2 separate regions of the Homo sapiens genome follow, and region 2 is linked to region 1. A link is a loop called in an ENCODE intact Hi-C map of the cell type or tissue named here. Cell type or tissue: heart left ventricle. All regions are shown on one strand. Each heading gives the region's core, and the rest is flanking DNA. Links, peaks and the distances in the headings are about the cores only.

What was found. Peaks named below come from ENCODE experiments on the same cell type or tissue, not always from the same donor. Only the 100,000 strongest peaks of a DNase experiment are listed, where the experiment ranks them.
Region 2: it touches region 1 in a loop (2.6-fold over the local background); 2 of 110 quality-filtered maps call a loop at or near these places.

What each region holds. Positions count from the first base shown.
Region 1 is chr9:123,450,036-123,465,473 of GRCh38, reverse strand. DENND1A (DENN domain containing 1A) reads left to right here. Exons shown (of 24, transcript NM_001352964.2): 14 at 7,577-7,681; 15 at 8,039-8,126; 16 at 10,695-10,735; 17 at 13,127-13,198; 18 at 14,725-14,781. Among named protein-coding and RNA genes, the nearest start is that of MIR7150, 28 kb to the left of the region's middle. In heart left ventricle, for the core only: no CTCF peak of the experiment used is centred there; a DNase peak (open chromatin) is centred at 7,673.
Region 2 is chr9:123,495,903-123,511,340 of GRCh38, reverse strand. The region is part of intron 13 of DENND1A (DENN domain containing 1A); the gene reads left to right. Among named protein-coding and RNA genes, the nearest start is that of MIR7150, 18 kb to the right of the region's middle. In heart left ventricle, for the core only: no CTCF peak of the experiment used is centred there; no DNase peak of the experiment used is centred there.

The DNA of each region.
Region 1 (15,438 bases), core at 4,673-9,672:
AGAGCACATAGCTAGTACAGTCAGGGTCAAGGTTCAAATGCAGGTCTTTCCACCCAAGCCACATTCTCACTCCACCATGTTGTGTCATCTAAATTGATCAAATAGAAACAGAGTTTTAAGTTTCCATACAGATGCCTCTACCAAAAAAAAAAAAAAAAAAAAAAATCAAAGACAAAAACCAGCCCTCTGGTGTGCTAGCTGTCACACTGTACTGTTGTTATTTGCTCCCTGAACTAGACAGGATTCTTTGATACAGGAGCTTTTCTTTTTAATGTTTTTTTTTTCTTTTTTTTGAGACGTAGTCTTGCTCTGTTGCCCAGGCTGGAGTGCAGTGCCACAATGTTGGCTCACTGCAACCTCCACCTCCCGGGTTCAAGCGATTCTCCTGCCTCAGCCTCTCGAGTAGCTGGCTGAGTAGCTGGGACTACAGGTTTGCACCACCACGCCTGGCTAATTTTTTTTTTTTTTTTTTTTTTTTTGTATTTTTAGTAGAAATGGGTTTTTGTCATGTTGGCCAGGCTGGTCTCAAACTCCTGACCTCAGACAATTCGCCTGCCTCGGCCTCCCACAGTGCTGGGATTACAGGCATGAGCCATTGTGCCCGGCCTTTTTAACTTTTTATTATGGAAAATTTCAAACTTATACAAAGTCAGTGAACCCATCTCCCAGCTTCCACTGCTATAAATATTCCATTATTCTATTTTTTAAGTTAAAAAAAAAGTTTTAATTAAAAATTTTGATTGTCCTTAAATATACATAAAATTTGCCATCTTAACTATTTTTAAGTGCACAGTTTAGTGGCATTAAGTATATTCACATTGTTCCATCTCCAGAAGTTTTTTTGTCTGGCGAAACCGAAACTCAGTACCCATTAAAAAACTCACCCTTCCCCCTGCCCCAGCTACTGGCAAGCACCATTCTTTCTGTCTCTGTGAGTTTGACTACCCTAGGTACCTCATACAAGTGGAACCATGCAGCGTTGATCTATTTGCGACTGGCTTATTTCACTTCACGTAATGTCTTCAAGATTCCTTTATGTTACAGCATGTATCAGATCTCTTACTTTTTAGGGCTGAATAATATTCCCTTGTGTGTATATGCCACACTTTGTTTATCCGCTCCTCCACAGATGAACCCTTGGGTTGCTTCCATCTTTTGGCTGATGTGAGTAGAGCTGCTATGAACATAATGTTCTGCCATTCTTACATTATCTATATTTTCATCCACTTCTCATCCCTCATTTAGTTATTACTGTTTGTACCAACTCTATTTTATTCGTGTTTGCATTCCCCTAACACAGAGCCTAGACCATAGTAAGTGCTTTAAAAATGTTTGGGTGTGTGGATGGATCTTCCAAAAGTATGTGTTTTCTTAATTTTAATTTGTATTTTATTGTTTTTAAGTTATGGGGTACATGTGCAAGATGTACAGGTTTATTACACAGGTAAACATGTGCCATGGTGGTTTGCTATACCTATCAACCCATCACCTAGGTATGAAGCCCAGCAGGCATCAGCTCTTTTTATTATTATTTGTTTTTTTATTTTTAATTTTTTTTTTTTTTTGAGCTGGAGTCTCGCTCTGTCTCCCAGGCTGGAGTGCAATGGTGTGATCTGGGCTCACTGCAACCTCTGCCTCCCGAGTTCAAGTGATTCTCCTGCCTCAGCCTCCCAAGTATTTGGGATTACAGGCACCTGCCATTATGCCTGGCTAATTTTTGTATTTTTGTAGAGATGGGGTTTCACCATGTTGGCCAGGCTGGTCTTGAACTCCTGACATCAGTTGATCCGCCCACCTCAGCCTCCCAAAGTGCCAGGATTACAGGCGTGAACCACTACTCCTGGCCGACATTAACTCTTTTAAATGTTAAGCAAGGTCCATAAAGAGGTCTGAGATTCTTTCCATTTCTCATAAGAATCTCATAAATGTGCACATAGAATTTTGATAAAAATTAAATCAGTAAAAGAAGAATGTAATACTCTATGGGTCTTCAGAACAAGGAAACTTGCTGAAAAATCTGATGAGAGATTTTATTTTTATGCCAATAAAAATATCAGCAATGCTGTGGATAGAGTCATTTATTTCTGGAAGTATCAAAAACCTTTGAAATCACCAATTTTACCTGTTAACAAGGATTCAACTTATTAATGATAGTGTTTCCGATGGATTCCATATGTCAAGAAGATAATCCAGGAGTAAAACTTGTCTTTTTGTAACAAAGTTCTCGACAGGGTTAAGCAGCTGTGTTTTACTGTCCTTCAGGTCATACTTGGAAAACTCTGCTAATGTGATCTAAGCTTGAACACTCACGGCCTGAATTCCCTGAATTAACACTGCTATCAGCCAGTAGCCCCAGCACCTAGAATGTCACCTAAGAAGACAAAGGGCTTAATCAGCCTCGTAGAACTAAATCAGCACTTCAGGGGAGAATAATGAGACACCTTGCCTTACTCTTCTCCATGCACAATGGAGTGGGGGCCGCCATTTTTACTTGCAGGACGCAGGTGGACGAGCTGGTGGGAGTGGCTTGGCACCTCACCTTGGGCCTGTGGCAGAAAGAGCCTTGACAGCGGTTTGTTTACTCCCAGGAGCTGTTTGTCACTGAAGGGCTGGTGCTTTGTGTGCAGGAGAACCTAAAGGGTTCCAATTTTATTTTTTTTGTTGTTTTTATTTTTTGAGATGGAGTTTCACTCTTGTTGCCCAGGCTGGAGTGCAATGGTGTGATCTTGGCTGACTGCAACCTCCGCCTCCCGGGTTCAAGTGATTCTCCTGCCTCAGCCTCCCAAGTAGCTGGGGTTACAGGCGTGCGCCAACACGCCCAGCTAATTTTTGTATTTTTAGTAGAGACAGGGTTTCACCATGTTGATCAAGCTGGTCTCGAACTCCTGACCACAGGTGATCCGCCCACCTCAGCCTCCCAAATTGCTGAGATTACAGACGTGAGCCACCGTGCCTGGCCAGGGTTCCAATTTTAAAGAGAACTCTCCTGTCCAGGGAGGTCTCAGGGCAAGCATTTAGGACTGAGGCTGCAGGGAGAAGCCAGGCCTGCAGTAGACCACATGCATGCTGCACACCTGGGTTTGGGAAGCCACCAGCTGTTAACCCTGACTCTGCAATGTCTGAATCCTGTCACCTGGGCAGATGTCTTTACCTCAGTTATTCCTCTGTAAAATTTGAGTGTAATTTCGACTTCATGAAAGTTTCCAGAATGTTAAAAAGAGTTGTGAAGTGCGTAGCACTGTGCCTCACAGAGAGTTAAACTATGATTATTGCCTTTGTCTTACAAGGTGAGTTGCTCCAGGGAAAAGAGCCCTCTGTGCCTGGTGCCATTCAGACCTTTATGCATGGTTCTGGGTGACAACGTCACTGCCTTGCAGCAGGATTAAGATAGAAGAGTTGGGCCCTGAACAGACAGGATTTGCTCACCTAAGTCCTATTCACCCTTCCAGGCGCAGCCGAAGTGTCCACTTATCATGTTTTCTGACCTGCCGCCCTGGAGAATTTGCCGTTTCCTCTTTGGACTCCTGTGGACACTTTACCCCCCACCCCACCCCACCCTGGTAACACTACACCATGTGATAGACTTTCTTCCCATGTCTAATTCACACATCTGATGCTGTTCTTTAAGCTCTTTTCAGAAAAAGCCCCTTGTCACATTTCCCCTGACTCTTTCCCTTCCATGCCCATGTCCTGTTGCATTTTTAGGGCGCAGACATCTTGTCCGGGGGATATCACCTCCCGTGAGCACACAACAGGCCCAAAATGTTTATGTCTCCCCAAAGGCGAGATTCTTTCTGCTCTCCTGCAGCTAAATTCTGCCTCAGACTACCTCATCTACGAATCTGGTTGCAAACTCTCTTGAATGTATCGGGCCCTCAGCAGACTTCTTCCTGGCAACCCTGAGCCAAAGCTCCAGGAGTGACTGCCAGCCACTTCAGTGAGCATTTCCTTGGAGCAGCTCAACTCCCTGTGCATGGGTGCCACTTGCCTGGCATCGAGCTCTGAGACCTCTTTACCATCAGGCCAAACAGTGTCAGAGACACACTGAGACCACACAAGGCTCCTGTGGCTGGAAGCAGGGTTCAACTCATTTCGTGGTTCTTTAACCAGCATCCCTGAGCTTCTGATTAGGGGCTGGGCTCTTCCTGGGGCGTACAGAGATGAGTTCAGCCTCTGGCCCCTTGAGCTCCTGGTGAGAGGGGATACCAGTGAAGACTATCCCAGCACCCAGGAGTGCACACGGCACTGGGATGAGTGACTGCCACTCAGAGGCCTGCATGTGTCAGGAGGACAGTCCAGGCAGAAGGAATAGAACTGGCAAAAGCAATGAAGAAGGTGAGGAAGGAAGGATGTGGTGTGTGATCATGGGATGCGTTTGGAGCATGAGGTATGTGGAAGAGCAGAGGCAAAGTGACACAGAAGGACTCTAGGAAAGGAAGCCAGGGTCAGCTTTGGGAGGGTGCGTTTGCTGGTTAAGGAGCTCTCCCTTTCCTCACCCCTATTGGGCCCTTGTGTGTGCCACATATGTTGCCAGGTGCACAATGTTGAACAAAACAGACACCATTCCGGCCTGCGTGAAGCATATAGTCTAGTGGGAAAAAGAGACATTAGTCAAATAATCGCACAAAGGTAACATCTATGCAGAGTTCCTGAGTAGGATAGTGATGTGGTCTAATTTGCATTTTAGAAAGCACTCTAGCCAGAAGAGCTGGAGTAGAAGAGGGACGAAACAGGAGAGGAGTGTGGAGTTAAACCTCCACCGTGGTTTAAGCCTGTCCAGGCCTACGCCAAGGTAGGCGTAGATGGAGAGCCGGGGGTGAGCGTGAGACAATTCACAGGTAAAATAGGAAGGAGTTAGAAAGTCTGATAGGTCCACTGTGGGTAACTGTGGATAATGACAGTTAAGAAAAAAATAGATTTGGGGCGCAGTCTTGATGGGATAGTAATTGGAAGTTTCAGGCTATTTTGAGTTTGAGACGCCAGCAGGCCATCAGGTGGAGGTTGAGATGGATGGGTATAGAGCTTCGGAAAGGTGTCTGAGCTGCCAGGATTTGTCAGGAGTCATCAGTGGATGAGTGATGCTGTGTGCATGGATGAGATCACCTGGAGAGAGAATTAATTGCCCTGCTCTGGTCCCAAGAGTGAGAACAAAACTTCCAAGCCACAGGAATGGAATTCTAGCTGAGCTTGTGTTAGTTATCACTAGCTGGTTTCTCAGCTGTTGAGCAAGGAAGATGTAAACCCATGCCAAAGTAATAAATGGCACATAAAGCTATTTTTCCCAAGGAACTAGTGTGGGGTTTTTTTCTCGTACACAAAATAAAGTTTGCATTGTTTTCCTTCTTGCTCCAGCAGCCAGGAAGCTCAGAGCTAATTTTGTAACTTAACTTAGATGCCACATAGGACATACATACCCAGCTACTTTTTTCCCAAACAAATACTTTTTATATATCTATGTATTTGGCAGCCCTGATGTTTTTCTTTGTTGTTTTAGATGCTCATATAAGCTGCCTCAGATCCTTTGTAAAATTAGGTAGGGTGTAACTGTATAAAAATAAATATTCTCCTTACCCTAATATTTTTGGGTCATCCTCACAGCCCTTGTGCAATAAGTCTGCCCAGCTTCTGAGTTAATATTGGCTAGATTTAAGCAGGAAGAACTCTTAGAACTTACGGAAGCTCGACAGTAAATTTAACACTCATGCAACTCATTAAAATAGTATAAAAGTGGAGCTTCAAACATCTCTGTGTTTGCTACCAGGGCTGGGGGGTGGGGTGTTACCCTTAATTCAGCTCAAGATCTGAAAGTCTGATCTTTCAGAATTGAGAATACACCGCTGAAATTAAAGACTTGTCTGTGTAGATAAGCACTCCAAACATGTTCAAAGAAAAAGTGAGGTGTTAGCTCTATACGGATAGGATTTTTTTTTTTTTAACTCAGGGTATCGTCTTCTTGACTCATAAAACATGGTTTGGTAAAAGCAAACTTGCTTATCAAACAGCATAAGCATAAAATCGATTGGATAGTATATTTTATTTTTGATCATCCCCGTTCTTTAATTATTTTAAAATTTCAGTTTGCTATTGTTTAAGGTCACTGTGTAAATGGTTTTCAAAGTATGTCCCACAGCCAGTGGCCTAGGGACTGCAAAGATGCCTGGGATGTTGGGGGATGAGGAGGTGGCCAAGCCTGGAGAACCCAGCCAGCACCCCTGCTCTACCCCCAGGTCCTCCAGAGCAGCTGATCTCTGCATTATGGAACTCAGGTAACAGGGTTCCTTCTGTATAAAATCTTATTTTTTTCTGAGATGGAGTCTCACTCTGTTGCCCAGGCTGGAGTGCAATGGCGCCATCTCAGTTCACTGCAACCTCTGCCTCCCAGGTTCAAGCAATTCTCTCCTCAGCCTCCCAAGTAGCTGGGCTTACAGGCACCTGCCAACACACTTGGCTCAGCTCATTTTTGGGTTTTTGTTTTTTTGTTTTGTTTTTTTGTTTGTTTGTTTGTTTGTTTTGAGACGGAGTTTTGCTCTTATTGCCTAGGCTGGAGTGCAGTGGCATGATCTTGGCTCACCGCAACCTCTGCCTCCAGGTTCAAGCGATTCTCCTGCCTCAGCTTTCCTAAGTAACTGGGATTACAGACATGCACCACCACACCCGGCTAATTTTGTATTTTCAGTAGAGACGGGGTTTCTGCAGGTTGGTCAGCCTGGTCTTATACTCCCAACCTCAGGTGATCCACCTGCCTTGGCCTCCCAAAATGCTGGGATTACAGGCATGAGCCACCGCGCCTGGCCTAGCAGGGCTGCTTCTGCATAAAATCCTATCTGAATAAAGGGTTCCGCTGCTAAAAGTGAAAAAAGTGAAAAGTTTAGAAATCTTCACATTGGAGGGCATGTCTCCCTAAATAGCCCTTGGGGTACGGAAGGGGATGTGGGGTGTAGAATCTGACTGTTGGTTCCTGCTCTGCCTTCTACCCTCTCTGTGACTTTGCGGGATGACTCTTCCTCTCTGAAACAGCTTCCTCATCCATAAAAGAAAATGAATTTCTTGATAATAGCTACTTCACTATTAGCTAGTTAGAAATAGTTAGATATTTCTATTATTAGATAATAGATAGTTAGAAATAGTTAGCTATTTCTAACTATCAGAGGGTTAGAAAAGTTAGCAGATGGGGGCCAGGCACGGTGGCTCACACCTGTAATCCCAGCACTTTGGAAGGCCAAGATGGGTGGATCACTTGAGTTCAGGAGTTCGAGACCAGCCTGACCAACATGGTGAAACCTCATCTCTACTAAAACTACAAAAATTAGCCACTTGTGGTGGGGGGCAGCTGTAATCCCAGCTACCCGGGAGGCTGAGGCAGGAGAATCGCTTGAACTCGGGAGGCAGAGGTTGCACTGAGCCAAGATGGCACCACTGTACTCCAGCCTGGGTGACAGAGTGAGACTCCATCTCAAAAAAAAAAAAAAGGAAAAGAAAAAAAATAGCAGATGGAGAAACTCTGCAAATAGGAATTTCAAAACTGATGGCTCTTGCTCCGTGCCACTGACCCACCTCTCCCCTCTGCACTTCCCAGGAGGAGCCGATCACTTTCTGTGAGGAAGCCTTCGTGTCCCACTACCGCTCCGGAGCCATGAGGCAGTTCCTGCAGAACGCCACACAGCTGCAGCTCTTCAAGCAGGTGCCTCCCTCCCTGGTCTGGCCTGGGTCTGGCTCCCTGGCGGGGATTTCTGCAGCTGTCTCCACTCTAAGTACTGAGGCCGCAGGCATGGATGGGACTCAGGCCCCAGGCAAAAGAGGCTCAGGGGAGGGGGATTGGATGAAGAGAGCAGTCACTGACCAGACAGACCCTTTGCAAATCTGCCGTGTGGTTTTCCAAGTTATCATAAATATGCAGCCGGTATTTTAGAAAGAAACTTGCCTGTTGAACCTTACTTTTTGAAAACTCCTACCTTGGATACAGTAAGGTGCCCAGCTGAATGGTTTTTCCCCCTTTTCTTTGTACGAGCTGTTGTGCTTTTGTTCCTTCTTTCTATAGTTTATTGATGGTCGATTAGATCTTCTCAATTCCGGCGAAGGTTTCAGTGATGTTTTTGAAGAGGAAATCAACATGGGCGAGTACGCTGGTGAGAAGCAACTCATTTTCCTTCCGGGGCTGCAGGCTGCTATCATTTAGGGCATATTTGACAAGGAGTGGCAGTGACTTGCTTTTCCTTTATTGGGGCTTAGGAAGAGACTGCTTTCAAGCTTGGCCTTGAAATGTTTGAAGAATTCCTCTTTGTTTTCTGACAAAATGCACCCTGGCCCATATGAAGTCGCCCAGCCTAGGATCAGTTGCTTCCCCTGTGTAGACAAAGTCTAGTTAAAGTAGTAGCCAGCGTGGTCCACTGGGAAGCACATGCAGTATTCAGTTAGGAGGCCTGGATTCAAGTTAGGACTCTGCCTCCTCACAAGCTGCAAGACCCTGGTTGAGTCATTTCCCCTTCTGTAGCTAAAGTTCCTATCCATGTCCTGAGAGTACGTACCGTGTCCCACCTCACAGGATTCCTGTTGAGATTAAATCAGAGTACATGAGGAAAGGTTTGTGCAGTCATCCAGGACAGTTCCTGGCATGGGGACTGTGTGCAGTAAGTTTTTTTTGTTGTTATTGTTGTTGTTTTTGAGACAGAGTCTTGTTCTGTTGTCCAGGCTGGGGTGCAGTGGCACGATCTCGGCTCACTGCTGCAACCTCTGCCTCTCAGGTTCAAGTGATTCTCCCACCTCAGACTCCTGAGTAGCTGGGATTACAGGCACGTGTCACCACGCCCAGCTAATTTTTGTATTTTAGTAGAGACAGGGTTTCGCCATGTTGGTCAGGCTGGTCTCAAACTCCTGACCTCAGGTGATCCACCTGCCTCAGCCTCTCAAAGTGCTGGGATTACAGGTGTGTGAGCCACCATACCCAGCCCTGTTTCTTTAAAATATGACAAATTATTGTTGAGTGCCTGGTCCCTGCAGATCTGAAGAACTGAAGGTCTTGTCTTCTCATTTTTCAGAGGAGGCATCTAAGGCCCAGAGAGGTGTTGGTGGCTGAGTCTACCTCCTGAATCCCAGTCTGACCTTCTTTCCAAATCCCATCGCCTCAGTCTTTGGCAGCGAAGGCAAAACCAGATGCAAAATAATACCCATGCTGCTGGCCCCCTTTTATTGCTGGGTGTGTGCCCATGCTGCTGGCCCCCTTTTATTGCTGGGTGTGTGTCTATTCTGGACTACTGTGATAATCCAATTGGCAGTTTGTAAGCTCACAGAGCAAGGCACAGTATACACCTATAAACATTGCAGGCCCTCCCAGCCTGTGCTGCATGGAGAGCACAGTTAAGAAAATCACCATGAAGTCTACAAACAGCAATAGCCAGTCACTGATAAGCATTTCCTGAACACCTGCTAGGTCCAGAGCCCCATAGAGTAAAAAGCGGAGGACCCAGTTCTGCCCTCAAGGAGTGTTAGGTAGGAGAGAGAAATGCATGACTAAAGACAATCAGAAATTAAACCAATTCAGGAAAAGGAGTAGAAACGCATTTCGCTGCGGTTAGACTAGGGCTGTGTTAATCCTCGCTGTGTAATGTGAGGGCTTGACAAAGGAGGCTGGGCTGGAGTTGTGTTCTAACGGTTGCATGTGAGTTCCAGGAAGAAAGGCTTTAGGTGTTGTTAAACTGAGCTCACTTATTCAGTAGGTTAAGACCCACCATTTAAAATGAACAGAGTTTACCAACAGCACATCCATTTTCTTTCTGTCTCACTCTCCGAGGGTTCAATGTGTGTCCAGCAGGGTCCTTTCAATGGGACACACAGCCCTGGGGGTTCCTGTTCTGGTGCCCCTCACAGTACTTCCCAGAGTACGGATGTCTCAGTGGCTGTTACCTATTCCCGAGGGCTGTTCAGAGGAAGGAGAAGCCTCCAGAGGACATCACATCTGAGCTGTCAAGTTTACTAAGCAGAGAGAGTAGGGCGTGGTGACTAGGCAAGGGAGCGGCATTTGCAAGGGCCTGCAGGCCTGCGAGGATGCTGGTTTATGGACCCCGTGGTCCCTTAAGTAGTTCCCCGTGGTGGGACATAAGGTGGTGCAGCATCACAGCAGCACAGGATGGAGAGGCCGTGAGGCGCGACTGGAGGAGAGTGGCACGGCTGCCTCGGAGCCTGACCTCCAGCCAGCAGGCAGTGAGGTGGCTGCTGAGTTTGCAGTCAGGGTACTGCATGATCAGCTCTGTTTGAGAAGGAAACCCTCTGGCAGTGACTCGCTGCCGCCTCCTTTAAGAACAGGACATGGGACCCTCCACCGGGTTCTCCAAGTCCTGAATGCTGAAAGCAATTTCGGCCAAGCGTGGTGGCTCACGACTGTAATCCCAGCACTTTGGGAGGCCAAGGCGGGTGGATCACTTGAGGTCAGGAGTTCGAGACCAGCCTGGCCAACATGGTGAAACCCCGTCTCTAGTAAAAATACAAAAATTAGCCAGGTGTGGTGGCGGGCACCTGTAATCCGGGAGACTGAGGCAGGAGAATTGCTTGAACCCAGGAGCTGAGATCGCACCACTGCACTCCAGTCTGGGAGACAGCGTGAGACTCCATCTCAAAAAAAAAAAAAAAAGCAATTTTAAGGACTCCCAAGGACAAATCACCTCTTTAAGTGACAGCTTCTCTGAATTCTCTTTCCCCAGGCAGTGACAAACTGTACCATCAGTGGCTCTCCACTGTCCGGGTAAGCATGCACCCAATTCAGAGCCCCCTGGACTCCCTCCTTAGCTTCCTGGCAGCCTTCCGCTTCCCTGTGCTTCCCCTTCCATCCTGGAGCACTCCATTCTCTCTGCTGGAGATGCCTTTGTTTGTAAAGCCAGGCTCTTCTCATGCCAGATGGAGACTAGAAGGGTGGGATTGTCCAAAGCCATCACTTGGTGGGGGCTGAAAAAGGCATGAGAGGCTTCCTCCTCTGCAGGAAACCAGCCAAGGAGAGCTGAATGGAATGTTGCTGTCTTAGAGCATTCGGGGGGTTCTCCTTCTAGGGCCAGAGCAATTGTCATGATCATGGGCAAACCAAAAATTGCTGCTGTGTAACCTCTTTCACAGCAAAGCTCCTGGGAAGATGGGGAACACATCACTGGGAGGTTGACTGTTGTTGTGAGGTGTCTTGATGTGTCAGGAGCCAGGGGCATAGGGCTTCCAACGTCTCTAAAGAATTCGAAATCTTGCCTTTCCCTTCCATCAGTTTATAATTGAGGTGTCCTGAAGGCCTACTGTGTGCCAGGCACCCTGCTGGGTACTGGGGATGCAGCAGGGAGCAGGGTACAGGCCCTGCCCTGGGGGAGCTCCCTGTCTTGCTGGGGAGGCGGGCACGAAGCAGGCAACTCCAGCATCAAGTGATAAGTGTTCCCTCCTGCTAATGCGTCAGTGCACTGCTGCCAGGCGAGTCCCTTGGAAGTGGCTGCAGTTGGCGGAGAGTAAGCAATTCCTTCATGAAAGACTTCCTTTGTTCCTCTTGTATGGCCAAACACAGCACTTGGCAAATCAGAGAGGAGTAATAAGGACTTGTTGATTGATTGATAAAGGGAGTTTCAATACTCCAAAGGACCATTTAAATGGGATACTGAGTAATTTTGGAAAGCAGTATGGAATAAATGAGTGGGTGAAAATTTCCCATTGTCCTACAACATAGAATGCTTTCTAGGTCAAATTGTAATGTTTTTAATTAAAGCTCAAAATTTCTAATGTGGGCAGTTACCAAAAATTGTGCTAAAAGTTAAGACCGATAATTACATTACTGTATCTTATTCTCTTAGGTACCCACTGGTTCCAGCCTCTCTCCATACGAATCAGTTTTTTTAAACCACCACAGACCTGATTCTGTGATGAATTTGATTAAAAACGCTCTGTAGTGTAGACCCCTTAGCCTGGCATTCCGGGCCCTTCACGAGCTGGCCCCATCTGGCCTCCCAGCCTCAGTTAATGCTTCTCTGATGATACACTCATGGGAGTGTGTCATGGCGCAGTACAGCAGCCACTTGTTACAGCATACGCCATGGCTTTTCAGCTTCTGCACTTTCTTTTTTGTGCTATTTCCTGTCCCTAGAATGTTCTCCTCCCGTCTCCTACATCAACTCCTATTTATCCTTCATGGACCAGGTCCAGTGTTTCATCCTCCAAGGCCTTCCCTGATCTTCCAAGTCTCCACGCTCCCTGTGCACACAGCCATTACAGCCGTCATCACACGCTGTTGTAATTATTTACTGTGCTGTCCTGCCTCTCCAGCTGGAGGTTTTGGAAGGCAGAGATCAGGCCTCCCTTGGCCTGGTGTCTTCAGAACCCTCACGACGTGTCTGCAGGGATGAGACTGAGAAATGGATTCACGGACAGCTATGAAAACGTGCCCTGTGCACTTCAGGTCCCTCCACTGCCTCTTTTAGGAGCGGGAAGGCCTTCCCTCCTCCTTCCTCCCACTTTTGCTCCTAAAGAAAGTGAGCGAGAAATTGCTGTGTTGGATTTAACTAAAGCCATGGTGAACATTTGTGGCTATTCATTCTTTCCTTTTTTCAAGATTTAGATGTTAAGGAAGGCAGCCTACCAGAGAGATTTAAAAAAACACCACAGAAAACCAAGGAAAGAAAAGGAAGTTGCACGGTGAGGGCAATGTATTTCCCAACGATCCTGGCTGATCAGGGCCCCACTTTCTGCCCCGGCTTGGTGTCAGCTATGGAGTCCACGGTTATTAAACTTACCTGAGTGTCATCCGTGGTAACTAGAATATCTTGAAAAGCCACAGATGCCCATAGGGAAGCCCTTGCCTTAGGCAGCCTGTGATGCAGTTCCCTCCAGCCAGGGAACAGGTGCCAAGCAGAGCACTGAGTCTAGAGTCTCCTTCCATCAATTCACACTCCTCATCCCCAGTCCATACACACCCACCCACAGCTCCCACCGAGAGTCCTTCTGTCATGACCATAACTGACTGGCAGGGACCAGTTATCATCCAGGCCTATTTCTCGATGTGCATTTACATACCTTTGAAATGTTGCTTAACTCGATTGAAGAGAAGCAGTCTTTGTTGGTGTTGGATGACTCTGTCTTCAGCCCAAATTGCTAATTGACATTTTTATTATAGAAAGGAAGTGGAGCAATTCTGAATACTGTAAAGACCAAAGCAAATCCGGCCATGAAGACTGTCTACAAGTTCGTAAGTACTGGTCTTGCTGTCAGGAGCCAAAACAGATCAGTCCCTTAGCATGATGAGACTCTTTATTTATTTACTTACTTTTGAAACTGGGTCTTGCTCTGTTGCCCAGGCTGGAGTGCAGTGGTGCAATCACAGCTCACTGAGGCCTTGACCTCCAGGGCTCAAGCAATCCTCCCACCTCAGCCTCCCCAGTAGCTAGGACTACAGGTGTGCACCACCACGCCTGGCTTTTTTTTTTTTTTGGAGAGACAGGTCTCAGTATGTTACCCAGGCTGGTCTTGAACTCCTGGGCTCAAGCAATCCTCCTGCCTCGGCCTCCCAAAGTGCTGGGATTACCAGCATGAGCTGCTGCACCCAGCCAAGCGATGAGACTCTTAAGTATACCTTGTCCTCTATTGCAGAGATGACTCAGGCTGCTGAGCTCTTTCCTGAAGGTCTCAATGTTCTTCAAATTATTTAGCAGATTATTATAACTGGTTCAGTGACATTTTTAATTTATAGTGTTGGTGCTCACATTTGCCACAGTAGAGAAATGGGAGGCTACTGGTTTTAGCTTTTAAAATGTAGACTAGGTGGCTGCACCCTGCCTCTGTTTCTGAGACCCGGAAGCATGGTCTATCTGGTGTCTGGCAAAGCCTTCCTGCAGGAATCCCCATTATTGGGTCAAAATAAAGCAGCTCCTTTGCAGTTTCCTGAAGCGTGTTCGTGGTGGCATACACCACTTAATTTTTGTCCCAAATTCTTCATCATCTCTCTGATCACTGCCCTATAGGAAATGCATTATTTGTAAGACTCGTGTCCACAGCGGAGTGAAAATAGGAGAGCACATCTGTTCCCGGTGCTTCATCTTTCACAAGCATCAAGTATTTTTTCTTGTGACTTCTCTTGCTTGCTAATTTGACCGTGAGCCACTGAAGCGGGGTGGTTTTATTTTATTTCCATTTTTAATTTTGTTAGTCCTCTCTGTGCTTAAGCTGTAGTTATTTTAGCAGGATGGGTGGCTGCCAGCAGAACCACACAGGTCTAAAATGACCTGAAATCAAAGCCAGGGTGTCTGCCAAAATGAGATTTAGGAAATGGCACTGTAGAAACCCAGCAATGTGTCTGTTCCGGCCATTCAGCCTGGGCAGAAAATTGGTCCTGGGGCCCTGCCCTGGTGAAATAGAATGGATATTCTGAATCTTCCAGCCAGAAATACGGCTGCCGTACTCTTACTGGTAGCTGTCACCAGGCTGCTGAGATAAATAATTATAGAGAGCAGAAGAAGGGCTTTGGAACGGAAAGAAAAAAAAAATCTGTGCCATCAAAATGCAGAAAATAAAATCTCTGCAGCCTCTTTAAGGGTTTTTTTTTAACCTTTTACCGTTGTATTTGTTTTCATAGCCATTATGTTTTCGACTTGATGATCCCATTTTTCCTTCCTTTTTCTAGTAATCAGAGAAGGTGATTCTCGATGGACTGAAATCAAGCATAGTCCCTGCTGGAAACAGAAAGGGAATCTTAACTTAAATTAATTTTTCATGCAGGCAAAAGATCATGCAAAAATGGGAATAAAAGAGGTGAAAAACCGCTTGAAGCAAAAGGTACTTGAAGTTCTTATTCAAAATGTATAAGCACCATGTATGAAATGCATGGCCACAAAAAAGTATGAGGGGATCAATAGAGGGCTGTTTGATACAGTGTTGTTAACACACTTCAAAATGCATTACCAGCTGTCCGGGAGTTTTCACACTGTTATAAATATTCACAGACAAAAAACTGTCTTCAAATAACATTAAGACTCTGGCTTAAACCCACAAAGGCAAGCAAGTTCAGAGTTGCCACTGTCGGGCTGTCCCTTGCCCACCCCACCAGGCCTGAGTTCACAGGCGTCTGTAGAAATTGGCTTGGTGTTCCCATCTGGCACCTGCCCACCCGCTATGGCTGACCTCTGCCCCAGGGCCGGTTGTAACCAAAACCAAGGAGCATCTCTAGGGAATGATTGCCATGGTCCAGCATGCACGTGGCCACCGCCCAGACACAGCATAGGGGGTGGGGCTGAGCAGAATGCCGTGGGCTTACCTCGCCCTGGGGGACCAAGTGAGCAGAACCCAGTGGGCGCTGTTGAGACTCTGAGTGGGGAGGGGAGGGCTCTGATTGTCTTCACCAGCCGTCAGTAAAAGTGGGATATCATCCCAGCTATGTCCTGGCTAAGATTCCCCCAGCCTGAATCTCCCTTTTTTTTTTTTTTTTCTTTTTTT
Region 2 (15,438 bases), core at 3,870-8,869, 47 kb before region 1:
GTGTTAGCCCTCAGATCCTCACCATAGCCTAGGCTCAGGACAGTGAAGTAGCTTCCCCAAAGCCACCCTTCTGATGCCAGAGCCAGGACTGGAGCCCAAGTTCGAAGGCCTCAGACATCTGAGCCCTTAACTGAAGAGTTACCTGCATAGGACTGTGGAAGCATGGCAGAAGTCCCTACCCAGAGAGGGACTCTGGGAAGTCTTCCTAGGAGTGGGGATATCTGGGGCCTTGAGGGATGCATGGAGGTTTGGGAATCAGAAGAAGGAGGGGAATGTAGCTGGCCTCTGCACAGCCTGCTTCTGGGCCTGTTCTGAGGTCACAGTGTTTTCCTAAGCAACATTTTGCATCTGAGAATCCCAAGACTGGAAGGATTGTGTGGCCTTATTGCCTATTCCATGCTCGAGTCTCCCCTACAACATCCTCCCATGAGGCTTTCCAGCTTCTCTTGCATACCTCTGGTGCCAGGGAACTTACTTCCTTCTGAAGCAACCTTTCCATCTTTGAAATGCTCCTGTTTTTAGGAATGTTTTCTTATTTTAGTGTAAAGCATCCCCTTTCTGCTCCTCCACCTTCTGTGTTAAGAAAGCCTCAAGGCCACATCTCCTATCCTTGGAAGCAGTGGGTACCTTTGGCTGAACTGTGAGCAGGAACTGAGGCTTCTGCATTTCTAGTTGCAGAGAGTGACATGGCAGGGGATGGCCTGTGGTATGGAGTCTAAAAGGCCTGGGTCACATCTCACTCTACCACCTGTGCTGTGTGCCCCCATACAGGTCACTTTCCTCCTCCAAACTTCCTCACCTGTAGAATGGGAACACCAGTCCCTTCTCTGCCCATCTCATGTGGCTGCTATTCACAAAAAATGGCAGGTGCATACATGCTGCTTAAAATGGAAAGTGCCACACAAATGTTTCCCCTCTGTATCCTGTTGTGATGGGACACAGTTGGGGATGTGTCCTTGTGTGCTCACACTGATCATTCTATTGTGTATTTCCCTTTATCAGATGAGTTCATATGACCGCATAACATGTATAAAGATGTAATCAACAGGTTCAACCCACTTGCCTAGACACCCACTCTGGGTCCAGCTCTGGGGTAATACAAGGAGCACAAGGATCAATAAGAGGTCATCTCTGCCTTTGAGGAACTCCACGGTGGTGAGAGATGAGGAGGAGGTTGTGTAGCGACTGTGTTTTCCTGGGCTACAGCAGAGAAGTGGGAAGGCGCGACTCACAGGGCAGGCCGCACTGCTGGGGCCATGGCGGGCAGTGCAGTCATAGGACATTACTCTGTATTTTTGAGCCAAGTCTTTGAAGGGGACAGCTTTCTCGTCCAGGAGAGGAATGACAAGGCATGAGGAGGCAGAGATGTCTTGTCGACACCTTACAGGTAGGTTCATCTGAGGTAGGCAACTTCTCAGAAATAAGGAGAAGGAGATAGAGGCATTGGAGATGACCCTGGTCATAGAATCCAATGAGTCAGTCAGTGGAGATTTCCTTGCCTGAGGTCAAGAATGCAGCAGGCCAAAGGGTGGGGGAAAGAAGTGTTCAGGATTGGAGTGTGGAGTTTGAGAAACATGTGGGTCCTCCAAGTGTAAGCATCCAGCATACAATGGATAGAACAGGTCTTGCAGTTCAGGAGGAAAGTCTGGCCTGGAGCTGGAGAATTGGAAAGCTCTCATCTCATGTTCAGGCTCTTCTATAATTTGAGGGGCTTGCTTGGTGCCACCCAAGAGTAGTAAAGGACTGAAAATGCAAGTGACCTTTCTTGCATGTTCACTGGGGATGTGCCATCCATCTGTGACCCAGAGAGAAGGCTCAAAAACGAGGCCATAAAGGAAGATGGTGCAAGAGCACCTCTCCTGTGTAAGACGCTATGCTACGTGACCCCTAATGCTCCCAGCAGCCCTTCCCAGTATTTCTCCTCGCTCTTTACAGAACCTGAGGTTCAGACAGGCTTAGTCAGCTAGCAAGTGGCAATTTAGAAGACAGACCTGTCTGACTCTCCAACTCCATGTACTGTCCAGGAAAGCCAGGTGTCCCATCTCGTGCTTTCTGTTGGTGAGAACGTCTTCTGCGAAGTCTTGTTTGCCTCGCTTCTTTTCCCTCAGAGCCAAAATTTGTCCACAGTACATTCAGTATCCATGAGCCATCTTAATTTTGCAGCTGCTCTGTGTGTACGGGCTTGTGTTTGAGTGTGAGGATGATCATGTGAGCCATCCCCTACTCACCTTTAAGACAGTGCCCCTAGTATATCAGATCAAGCAGAGGCACAGGGCCTCTTCCTCTCTCTTTCTTTCCTTCTTCGTTTCATGTTCCATTCCTTCACGGTGCCTTCTAGAGGCTGATTTTGTATGGTGACGTACATGTGCATTTTGTAAGTCATAATTTTATTTTGTATTTAAATAAACTGTGTGCACACAGAGTGTGAGATATTTGGAGGACACAGCCGGGGGTACTCTGCTCTGAATTCCTCTGGCTTCAGTGTTCTTTTCAAGTTTGAAAATGTGTTAGGAAAAAGACAACATTATGATAATTGGGAATTCAGTATATCTGTCTTTTCCCTCTATTCTTTTATACTTTTTTTTAGATACAATTAACACTTCACACTTCACCTGATCTCTCCTCAGTTACCTTTGACACTTCCTTGATATTTATTTAGATGTTCATGCCACGTTCACTTTGAACTCTGTGGTTAAGAGAATAACTTTTAAAACAAGCATTTTTCCTCACTGAAGATGTGCAATTAGCGAATTACACACATGTGGATGTCCACTTGTCTTTTTTTATTTGTCAAAAGATCATGGCACAATTACAAGAAAATTGTAAAGAAAAGTGATTATCATCAAATCAAAATACCTGCTGTGAAGTTGCAGAAACAGCTCATTTTATTACAGTTTCTAGAACAGCACATTTCACAGAAGATGGGAAAATGCTTAGAGATATCTTCATGGGTGTCGTCTTAGAATTTACGAACCATGAATAATGCATTTAATTTAAAATGGCTGTATTTTCTGTAAGCATGTATGAATGCAAATGGCAAAGACACAGTGGAATTTGACTCTGTCCTATCAGGTCCGGACAATATGATCCCGTTGTCATCACCAAAAACGAAAGTTAAAAATGTGCTTTTTGCCAAAACTTTTGCTACTTTTCCAGTTTCATTTTAGGAGCCTTGTCTTGTATAACACTGGCTCTGGACTTACTAAGTCTAGCTGAGGCGGTGTTTCTTGATGAGTCCCATCTCTCTTTGCCTGTGTTATCTGGGAGCTGTCAGATAATGTCACCATTAACCCATCGCCGATGTGCTTGAAAAAGAATACTGAAACTCTAGATGGATTTTGATGCTAGAACTTGAAAGATAAAAAGCAAGTTGTTTTCTGAGTCAATGCATTTTAAGAGGAACTGAATAAAGTCAAAGCTTCACAGTAGCAATGGAAACTGTCTTTTAACTCTCTGAACACTAGTAATTTTAAGACAAAAAATATTTATTTATTTATTTATTTATTTATTTATTTTGAGATAGGTTCTCACTCCCATTGCCCAGGCTGCAGTGCAGTGGCCTGATCATGGCTCACTACAGCCTCAGCCCCCCAAGTAGCTGAGGGCTGCAGGAGTCTGCAACCACGCCTGGCTAATTTTCTTTTTTTTTTTTTTTAAGAGATGAGGGTCCCGCTATGTTGCCCAGACTGGTCTCAAACTCCTGGGTTTAAGCGAGCTGCCCCCCTCGGCCTCCCAAAGTGCTGGGATTACAGGCGTGAGCCACTGTGCCCAGCAAAAAGTAATTCTTATGTTAAAATTTTCTGCTTTAGTCTACTTGGGAGGGAGAACTTGTAATCTCACATATCTGGAAGGGCTCTCAGCCTAGAACCTTGCACATAACTGCCTAATGAATGAGTTGGTCTGCTAATTATAACTATTGTTAGCCTCAGTGATTATAAAGATGCAAACTTTAAAATTCAGATCATTTACTACATCAGATGACTTAGGTCATCCTTTTGTATATAATAAGATCTATTTAGAATTCCTTTTTGGCCAGAAGTTCTAGATCTCATAAGAAAAACAGTAGTGGTTACAACAACCTTGTTCCTCTTAGCACAGTTACCCGTGTAAAAATATTATGTTTCTTTTCTTTCTTTCTTTCTTTGTCTTTTTGAGACGGAGTCTCACTCTGTCGCCCAGGCTGGAGTGCAATGGTACAATCTTAGCTCACTGCAACCCCCATCTCCCAGGTTCAAGCTATTCTCGTGCCTCAGCCTCCCAAGTAGCTGGGATTACAGGCACGTGCCACCATGCCCAGCTAATTTTTGTATTGTTTTTAGTAGAGACTGAGTTTCACCATGTTGGCCAGGCTGGTCTCAAACTCCTGACCTCAAGTTATCTGCCTGCCTCAGCATCCCAAAGTGCTGTGATTATAGGCGTTAAGCCACTGTGCCCAGCCTTTTTTTGAAAGAGCATAAGGAAATTTTGAGCCATCTCTGGGTTCTGAAGCTTGAATATGTGTTTATTCTGTTTGCCCTCAAAGCAACATCTTTTGGTGGGAAGAACCCTGGACTGAAGACAAACCTGGGTTCAACCCCACTCCTGTGACTTTCTGGCTATGTGACCCTGTACAGGTAATTTAATCTCTCTGAGCCTATTTCCTCGTTTGTGAAACAGTCATAATTACCCTAATCTCTGTAAGTTGTTATGAGGATAAATGTGGATACACTTATTAATAATCATCATAGTAATAATTCTTTTTTTTTTTTTTTTTTTTTTTTGAGACAGAGTCTCACTCTGTCACCAGGCTGGAGTGCAATGGCACGATCTCGGCTCACTGCAACCTCCGCCTCCCTGGTTCAATTGATTTTCCTGCCTCAGCCTCCCAAGTAGCTGGGACTACAGGTGCACGCCACCATGCCCAGCTAATGTTTGTATTTTTAGTAGAGACAAGGTTTCACCATGTTGCCCAGGATGGTCTCGATCTCTTGACCTAGTGATCCGCCCACTTCGGCCACCCAAAGTTCTGGGATTACAGGCGTGAGCCACTGCCTGGCCAATAATTCTTAAATAGTGCTTACTCCGTGCGGGGCACTAATTAAAGCACTTTATACATATTACTCATTTAATCCTCACAACCACCCTGTGAGGTAAATAATATTATTTTTTCTGTTGTGCAGATGAAAAAACTAAAGCACAGAAAAGTTAATTGATTTGCCCAAGGTAACACAGCTAGGAAGCATTAAGGTCAGAATTGTAATGCAAAATGTCTAGCTCCAAAGTCCTTGCTCTTAATCACCATACTGTGTGGGCTCTCGGAGGTGTTTGGTGAATGCTTATCATTTCTGGAAACTTTCGGCTCAGGCGCATGAAGGGGGCACACTCACTCACGTTGAGGAGCAGCGGCACAGAGGATGGCATTGCTAGCCTGCTCCTCTTGATCACAGGGCACTTGTCTAAGGGAGGCCACGTTGTTGAAGAGAAGAAATAGCATCTCTGACCCAAGGCCATCCGAGAGCCTCGTGTCGCTGGGGGACCTTTAAATATTCTATTTCTAAATTTCAAAGCTAGTTTGGGCTATATTTACAGCATTTAACATATGAAAAATCATTGGGAAAGTGGGCTTTTAAGTGGAACGGTTGTGTAATGGAATATTTCACGTTCCGGTTCAGCCATAAAGCTCAGGGCTGATAAACAAAGCATCTGAAGCCAAATGGCTCCTCATCTGACCCCAATTAAAATAAAGATTTCATTCCATTCTGTCCTGACAGAGAGGAACATATTGTTGCCTTTAAGGGAGTTTGGTTTAGTTAATGAAATAATTTTATTTCATTTTTCCCCCCAAATACAATATCTAATTAAATAAGATTCAATTTGTTAGGACTTCTGGTAGGGATATGTTAACTCTTTTAAAGCTATGTTGCCTACATGCCTCAAAATGTGGAGGGTGCTTGTGAATCCCACTTCGCAATCCATTGTTTAAAGAAGAAATAAGCCCAAGTCACTTTAAAGACAAACATTATCTTCTCCAAGGTATATCTGTTTACATCTCCACTATAGCAACCTGTGTATGTAAGTAAGTAGCATGGATTCTGTACAAAATATCACATATTTACATAAAGCCCCATTTCCTAGAAGCATTTGTACTTGTACATATTGTAATTTACCAATCACCATAGATCTGTCCATATAGAATATCTCACGCAGGGAGTTGTAGCTGCTAAAATATGTTAGGTAACATAAGTTGGGTATTGATGCCAAATTATCACGGAGTTCCTTCAGAGTTATCTTGCAGAAATATGTGACTGTCTAAAGACTTCATTATTTAACATTAAGAGTGAACACCAGCAAAACTCTTCTTTTACAAGGGGGGTGGGTTCTTGTGTCATGCTGTCGCCGCTTTCTTGTAGTCTTTTCTGTATGTGCTGTGGTTCATCGTGACTGTTGGGTCCATAATTACCAAGCAGAACATGTTGGTGTCATTATGGAGAAGTTCTCTTCAGCTTAGCTAGGCATGGGGAGGCATTTGGATTGTGAGGCCCTGATTGGTCACCTCCATGCCCCTGAAGAACTGCCTTGGTAGTCCACAGAGCTGTAGGGAACTGCTGGCCTGGGCATCAGGAGTGCCGGCCCTGCCTGAGCGCCTCTCTTCTCTGGGCTTCAGTTTCTTCGTCTTTAAAATGACAGCACGGGGTCAGCAGGTCTCCAAAGACCCATGGCTCTGCCTCCCTCAGATTCTGTATTCAGTAGAGCAGAAAGTACATGATGTTCTGAAATCCACTAAGAATTTGTAGTCAGATGCTAAGGATTTATATTCTGAGAAATGAAAAATTTTTTAACTGTATAAAACCTAAGACATTTAAATCAGACTTAAAAACACTCTGTCATTTTCCAGTGGCTCCTTCTGATGTTCTGTGAGCATTTGGTCAATGTTATAAGCATGCATCCCGTGCAGGCCTAGTGTCAGGTATACAAAGACAAACCATTCATGGTCCTGCCTTCCAGGAGCTTACCTCCCAGTGGGGGTGAAAAGAGAGTCAAGAAGTCATCCCTTGTTAAAGTACAACAGGGTAGGGTAGGTGAGATGAGGTGAGGGGCAGGTGTCCCAGAGGAGGGGATATTTTGGCGGGACCTCGAAGGGCGAGTGCAGTTTCACCAGATGGCGAAGGGCAACTCATTCCAGGCTGAAATGCTCAAGAATAGACGGCACAGCCTACTGGGGCAAAATGATCATTTCTGTGTGCTTGCAGCATGGAAGTGGGCTGAGAAAGAAGCAAAGAGAACGATAAAACCAGAAAGGAAGGCTTGTGAAAAACCTCAGAATCATAGAAGTTCCTTTCAAAGGAGTATGGCCAATGTTTTTCAAACTGGTAGAAATGGGTATTCTTTGAATAAAAAGAGCCAAGACCCTGGGAGTACAGATGACTCAGTTCCCCTGTCAGAAGCACACAGGGAACGATAAAGACCCGACAGGACCCTCAGCCATTGCCCAGACTGAACTTGGCTTAACCCAGTGTGTCTCAGACTCATTGACCATCAAGCCCTCCTGAGGCAGAAGACCTGTTGGTGATGGGGAGATGCACTGGAGCTCTAGTCATTAGAAACACAGAATCCAATCAGCATTTTAGAAAGACTATGCTGGCCTACAGGGGTGGGAAAAGGGAAGGGAGGATGTCATAGTATCAGAAAGTATCAGGCATTAGACAGCTAGTTGCACTTGAAGTTTTTCAGGGTACATTTCAAGGAGAATCTCCTCTGAATGTAATCTATACCTTCTCAATGCTGATATGTGAGTTTTACGTGAGTCCGATGAGCTCAAGACTGGCCAGATGCTGCTATTTAAAGTCATCTGCCTGGCAGCCTTTCAAGAGCTCATAGATAACATTGGTGGCTGTTACAGAAATGGGCTGAGTGTTAAGAGGTTGCAGGCAGAAGATGAAGACTGATGTTAAAGATTTCCATGGCTCTTTGAAGCCATTTGTTGAGGGCATACCAGTGCCAGGGGCTGTGCGAAGTACTCTTAAATACACTCCCAGCTATTCCTTGAAACCATCTAAAAAGATATTGCTGTTGTTCCACTTTGATGAATAAGGAGACAGAGGCATAAAGAGAGTAGTTGACTATGCCAAGGTCACATGGCTGATATTCAGGTCTCAAATCCATCTGACTAACTCCTAAGTCCATCATCTTAACACTGCGCTTCTGTAGATAGCATGCCGTAGATAACCTCCATCTCAAAGCACTGACCACCTGCCAGGTATTATGTGAAGCACCTGACATAATGATATTTAATGTACTCTCCCCAAAAAGCCTAAGAGGTGAGTGGTATTATCCCTGCTAAATCAATGAGCAAACTAAGGCTTCATCATAGCAGCCATGGTCACGGCTAGATCTTGCAAAGCTGGGAACTGAGCTTCAGTCTGTCTGCTCACTACTCCCCCTAAATAATTTTTAGAAAGTTATTCATGTTGCTCAGAAATGTTTCTCTGTAGCCATGTTAGAAAGTTAGTGGGCTCAAAATAGATCAAGACCTAAATTTAAGACCTAAAACTATGAAAACCTGTGGAAGAAAACATTGGGCAAAAGCTTCACGACACTGGTTTTAGCAATGGCTTCTTGGCTATGACACCAAAGGCACAGGCTACGAAAGAAAAACTAGACAAATTGGACTTCATGAAAACTTAAAAATTTTGTCTATCAAAAAGACAATGTCAACAGCTTAAAAAGGTAACCCACAGAATGGGTGAAAATGTTTTTAAAGCATATATCTAGTAAGGGATTAACATCCAGACTATATAGAGAATTCCTAAAACTCAACAACAGAAGAACAAACAACTGATTCAAACATAGGCAAAAGACCTGACTCGATATTTCTCCAAAGAAAATGTACAAATGGCCAATAAGCATATGTTCATCACTAATCATTCAGGAAATCAAATCAGAATGACAATGAGATACCACCTCACACCCATTAAGATGGCTACTGTTAAAAAAGCAGAAAATAACAAGTGTTAAAAAGGACTCAGAAATTAGAACCTGTATTAGGGTTCTCTAGAGGGACAGAACTAACAGGACATACATATGTAGATATAGATGTAGATATAGATATAGATATATGGAGCCTGTATTATAGTCAGGGTTCTCTAGAGGGACAGAACTAACAGGAGATAGAGATATGGAGCCTGTATTAGTCAGGGTTCTCTAGAGGGACAGAACTAACAGGAGATATATATGTAGATATAGATATATAGATATGGAGCCTGTATTATAGTCAGGGTTCTCTAAAGGGACAGAACTAATAGGAGATAGAGATAGAGATATGGAGCCTGTATTAGGGTTATCTAGAGGGACAGAACCAATAGGAGAGATATATATATATAAAGGGGAGTTTATTAAGTATTAACTTACACTATCACAAGGTCCCACGATAGGCTGTTTGCAAGCTGAGGAGCAAGGAGAGCCAGTCTGAGTCCCAAAACTGAAGAACTTGGAGTCTGATCTTCAAGGCTAGGAAACAATCTAGCACGAGAGAAAGATGTAGGCTGGGAGGCTAGGCCCATCTCTCCTTTTCACGTTTTCCTGCCTGCTTTATATTCACTGGCAGCTGATTAGATGGTGCCCACCAGATTAAGGGTGGATCTGCCTTCCCCAGCCCACTGACTCAAATGTTAATGGTTTTTGACAACACCCTCACAGACACACCCAGGATCAATACTTTGCATCTTTCAATTCAATCAAGTTGACACTCAGTATTAACCGTCACAGAACCTTTGGGTACTGTTGATGGGAATGTAAAATTGTATGGCTGCTGTGGAAAACAGTATGATGGTTCCTCAAAAAACTAAAAATACAGTCGCCATATGATCCTGCAGTTTCACTACTGAATATATACCCAAAGGAATTGAAAGCAAGGAGGGTCTCAAAGAGATATCTGTATACCCATGTTATATTTGGTACCCATGTTCAGAGCAGCACTATTCACAATAGCTAAAATGTGGAAGCAACCCAGGTGTCCATCCACAGATGAGTGGATAACAAAATGTGGTATATACAAATAATGGAATATTACACAGCCTTAAAAAGAGAGGAAATTCTGACACATGCTACACCATGGATGAACCTGGAGGACATTATGCTACATACATTTAGCCAGTCACAGAAGAACGAATAGTATATGATTCTACTTGTACGAGGAACGTAGTCAAAATCATAGAGACAGACAGTGGACAGGTGGTTGCCAGGTGCTGGGAGGAGAGGGAAATGGGGAGTTATTATTTCAGGCCTACAGAATTTCAGTTTTACAAGATGAAAAGAGTTCTGGAGATAGATGGTGATAATGGTTACACAATAGTATGAATGCATGTAATATCACTGAACTAACCGTACACTTAAAAATAATCGGCAGTAAATTTTATGCTATATGTATCTTAACACAGTTTAAAAATTGGACAAAAAAGAAAGTTAGTAGACATTATTTTTGATGCAGCAACCCTCTAGCACTCTGAGCTAAGTTGAGCCCACTGGTTAGATCCTGCCCTTGATACTGGAGATGAAACACCCAGATTTGAGTATGGTTCTGTCTTTGTGTGACAGCGTTTTTGCATTCAATTCATTGTGTGTTACTGAGCTCCTACCCTCATCCTGGCACTGAGCTAGAAACATGAGTGAACAGAACACTGTCTTTGCCCTTCATGCTAAGAGGGAGAGGCGTGCGGAGAACTCTCAGTGCAGGTGTTAAGTGCAAATAGAAGCCTGTTCAAGTGACCCAGAAGGGGGAGAGATTAACTCCATTTGAGAGAGCAGGATAGGCTTCACAGGTGTTATGTCAACAGTGGGTTTTAAGGGATGAGTAGGAGTTCATAGACCAGACAGTGAAGGGGGGAAATGCCTGACAAGTTCATTTTTCTTTCTTGGACTGAATATTGAAGATTCACTTCAGAACAATAGCAGAACACATTGACAGCTTGAAATCGGTACCCTTGTTGCCTCAGTTTCCTTTTAAGAAAAATCTAATTCCACCCTATCTGCCAAGCTGATGTGATTGGAATCCTGAGACGTGGTGGCCTATGAAGGGCTTTTGTATCTGTCTTCTCTGAATGACATTTACAAGTGTTTGTTCATTTTGAGACAAAGATCATGGCATATCCAGGTGGCCTGCTTCATTTAAAATAGTTCAAACGATGGAACCTGGGAAAAAATAAGTGACTTTTAGACTTTTCTTAACTTTTATTTTAGGTTGAGGGGTACATGTGAAAGTTTGTTGCACAGATCATTTCATCACCTAGGTATTAAGGCCAGTACTCACTAGTTATCTTTAGATAGTAATTAAACCCCTATGTAGACTGGCCCAAAGGGGTATAGGGCTTTCCTTTGCCCAGTGTGAAGGGAGCCCATGCTTCCTTGCTCATCGATTCATTCGGCAGTGGCAGGATGCTCGCTCTGTGCTGGGTGCCAAGCGTACAGAGAGGAGAGGACCAGATCCTGCTTGCCAGGTGCGCATAGACAGGTAGAGGAGTCAGGAGCGTTTGCTGTGAGCCGGAAGAGCTGTGGGAGCAGCCAGCTCAGCCAGCAGAGAGGTTGCTCGGCAGCACTTCCCTGAAAGATGCCTGAGCTGAGCCTTGAAGGATGAATTTCCAACATCAACACCACTGTCATAACCATCTGCCGTAAGCAGGAGAAGATGGTGGTGAAGTGTGTGGGTTTGGCGGTAAATTGCAGGCTCCAACTGCCAGCCCTTAGTGTCCTTGGTAAGTTTTTAATATCTTTGTGCTTTGTCTCGTCATACAAAATGGGAATTGTAATCATCTCTACCTCTTGGGGTTGTTGTGAGGGTTGAGTTAATATATATAAAGTGATGAGAGCGCTGCCTGGTGCTCAGCAAGGGCTGGGGGAAAAGTAAGCAATACTGCCGTGTACCATATGCCATTTGCTAAGTACATTAGCTCCTCCCCACAACCCTTTATGATATTCTGGTCTTTTTCCTATAATTCAGATGAGGAAATCAAGTATTGAGAGAATGGCTAAGTGAGGCCGAGCGTGCTGGCTCACGCCTGTAATCCCAGCACTTTGGGAGGCCGAGGCGGGTGGATCGCCTGAGGTCAGGAGTTCAAGACCAGTCTGGCCAACGTGGTGAAACCCCCTCTCTACTAAAAATACAAAAAGTAGCCAGGCGTGGTGGCGTGTGCCTGTAATCCCAGCTACTCGGGAGGCTGAGGCGGGAGAATAGCTTGAACCTGGGAGGTGGAGCTTGCAGTGAGCCAAGATCACGACACTGCACTCCAGTCTGGGCAACAGAGTGAAACTCAGTCTCAAACAAAAAAGAAAAGATTTTTTTAAAAAGGCGGGGCACAGTGGCTCATGCCTGTAATCCCAGCACTTTAGGAGGCCAAGGTGGGCAGATCACTTGAGGTCAGGAGTTCAAGACCAGCCTGGCCAACATGGTGAAACCCTGTCTCTACTAAAAATACAAAAACTAGCCAGGCATGGGGGTGTGTGCCTGTAATCCCAGCTACTGGAGAGGCTGAGGTGGGAGAATCACTTTAACCCAGGAAGTGGAGATTGCAATGAGCCGAGATCACGCCACTGTACTCCAGCTTGGGAGACAGAGCGAGACTTTGTCTCAAGAAAAAAAAAAAAGAGAGAGAGAGACTGGTTAAGTGATTTGCCCAAAATTGCATCTAATAAGGGACTACACTTGCCCATTGGACCCCAAAGCCCTGGCCCCCATCTTTACTGTGCCCCTTCTTCCAAGCTCCCAGATATTTTGAATAGTGTTTGGCTTTAATGGTAGTTGAAACTCTTTTCATAAGAAAAAAATTGTTGACCTTTGGTAAGACATGGTACAGAGTAAAAGAATGGGCTTAGAGATAAGAGAGACCTGGATTGAAATCCCAGCTCTGATCTTGACCAGCGCTCTGCTGATGTTGGACAAGCTCAGCTGTTGACCAGCACGCTGGTGATCTTGGACAAGCTCTGCTGTTGACCAGCACGCTGGTGATCTTGGACAAGTTCTGCTCTTTATACAAGTTACTTCCCTGAGCCTCCTCAGTAAGACAGAAATAAGAATTCCTTCCCCACAGGGATGGTCTTAAAGACTAAATGAGAGAATGTGTAGAAAGCTAGTCTGTACCAAGTGCACATAATAGGGACCCTATAAATGTGAAGTGTTCCTCCATTTTTCCCACCCTCCTATGTTGTACAGAACTCTTCTTTATAATTAGAATTCCCCAGTGGCTATTTCACCCAAGGCTTTACATATTTAAGCTATCTCTTAGTTGTCAGCATGGAAATTCTTCTATTACAAGTGTCTTTCTGACATGAGCCCTAAAATTGCGCATATCTTTCTTCATCCCTGTGCATCTCCACACACATTCTTAAGGCTCCTTGCACAGTAATTACAACCTTTCTCTCTGCTAGCATGGGGTCTGGGTTGATGAAGTAACTGCTCCTTTTGTGGCTTTGCTTATAAAATCAGTGTCCCATTTCCTAAGATTTGAGCCTTACTTGAGGAGTAGAATGATAGATTTTTTCTTTTTTTTTTTTTTTTTTGGATGGAAGAGAGATTGGACTGTGGAAATAAAACTAGAAATAGCCTGTATTTCTATATGGTGAAACAGAAGATAGATGAGGATAGTGCTAACGTAGTTTTTTGGGTTGAAATAATGCTCATAAGGCTCTTCTGTGCTACTGATAGGAGTGTTGAAGTCACTTAGCAGTTTATATCAACAGTCTTAGAAATGGCCAGGCACAGTGACTCATGCCCTTCTATCCCAGCACTTTGGGAAGCTGAGGCAGGAGGATCACTTGAGACCAGGAGTTCGATACCAGCGTGGTCAATATAGTGAGACCCCATCTCTATAAAAATTAAAAAGAAAGATTTAGCTGGACATGGTGTTGTGCATCTGTAGTCCCAGCTACTTGGGGAGCTGAGCTGAGAGGATCCCTTGAGCCCAGGAGTTTGAGGCTACAGCAACTCATGATCATGCCCACTACTCTCCAGCAGCCTGGGTGACAAAGTGGGACCTCATCTCTTAAAAAATAAGTAAATAAAAGAGCCTTACAATTGTTCGTGCTCTGTCAGCTTCAGGAAACGTTTTCTGAGTCACTGCACTGTGCCTGGCCCTGTGTTGGGCAGTCATCCCTAAGTTCTAAATGTGCACACTTGAGTAAAGGAAGTCGGCTGTAGATGCAAACACTTCCAACACCACGTGGTCCGTGCTGCCCTGATGGGGACTGTGGAGCCCCACAGAAGACATCAAACTCAGCCTGGAACAGGGATGCCTGGGTTCATGTTAAAAGTTGTCACTCAAAGGAAATTTGTGTAGGGACCCAGTCACGGAGGTAAGCAGCAGTGGTGTTGTGTGGCTGGAACATACCAGGGGAGATAGGGAGTGGTGGGAACAGACAGGGTCCAGATTTGGGGAAGCCCAGAAATGCACATTCTGGTCCTCAACCCAAAATGACAGTGGGCAGTATGACCAGTGAGTTTGATTTCAGCACTATGTGAGCAGCCCCGTGAAGACAGCTCCCACCAAGGGCACCGGCAGCACACAGGCTGCGGTTTTCCCCCTACGTGTACCAGCGCATCAATAACGGTGTCCCAATAGCAGCTTCTAATTAAATTTTATCACAGTCCTGAATGCACCGCTGACCCACACACTCTTCCAAGTGGGTCCGATTCACAGGATATTTGCGCAGTTCCGCAGATCTGCAGATTTGAAGAGGTATTTATTCTCATTTCTGCCTTCCCAGTCCAGCAGAAGTTCTAATTTGTGGACGGCAGCTTTGGTAATTAACAAAGTGTGTTCTGTGAAGTGAAGCAGGAAAACTCAGGACTGGGGAGTCTCGCTTTGGGTATTTATATGCTTAGTTGTAAATACCAGTGAAATCTTTGAAATGAAGACCTGTCTGTCTTAAAAATAAAAATAAAAACCCTTACCATGCATGTCCTCTTCAAAATCACTTGCCAGAACTGAGTTATTTGAACTCTGACTAGTACTTAATTTTAGCTACTTTTTTGTTAAAAGCACCAGGAAAAGCAGTGAGACTTTCAGATCTTTAAATCTCCTTTTTTGGAAGCAATGACAATGCTCCTCCAAAGTTTGTTTCTTACCTTTGCACCTTTGAACAATTGATTTTGATTAGAAACATTACACCGAGCATTTACTTTGACATCCCTGAGTACAAACAGTCATTTTAATGGTTTTTTTAAAAACAAAATCATGACAGGAACATCAATCCTTTGCCTGGTGTATGAAGGCCGGGTATATTAATTGGCTGTCAGATTCTGAAGAAATAATGGATTAATGTGCTTGATCGTAATGCTCTGTTCAGAGACTGAAGTTTGATCCTGATGTCCCCAGCCTCTCTGCTTAACGCAATTACAGATATGCATTCAGGACATTTGAGTGGATTGCATTTCATTAATATGATTTGAGCGGACAACATTAAGCTGCTGTC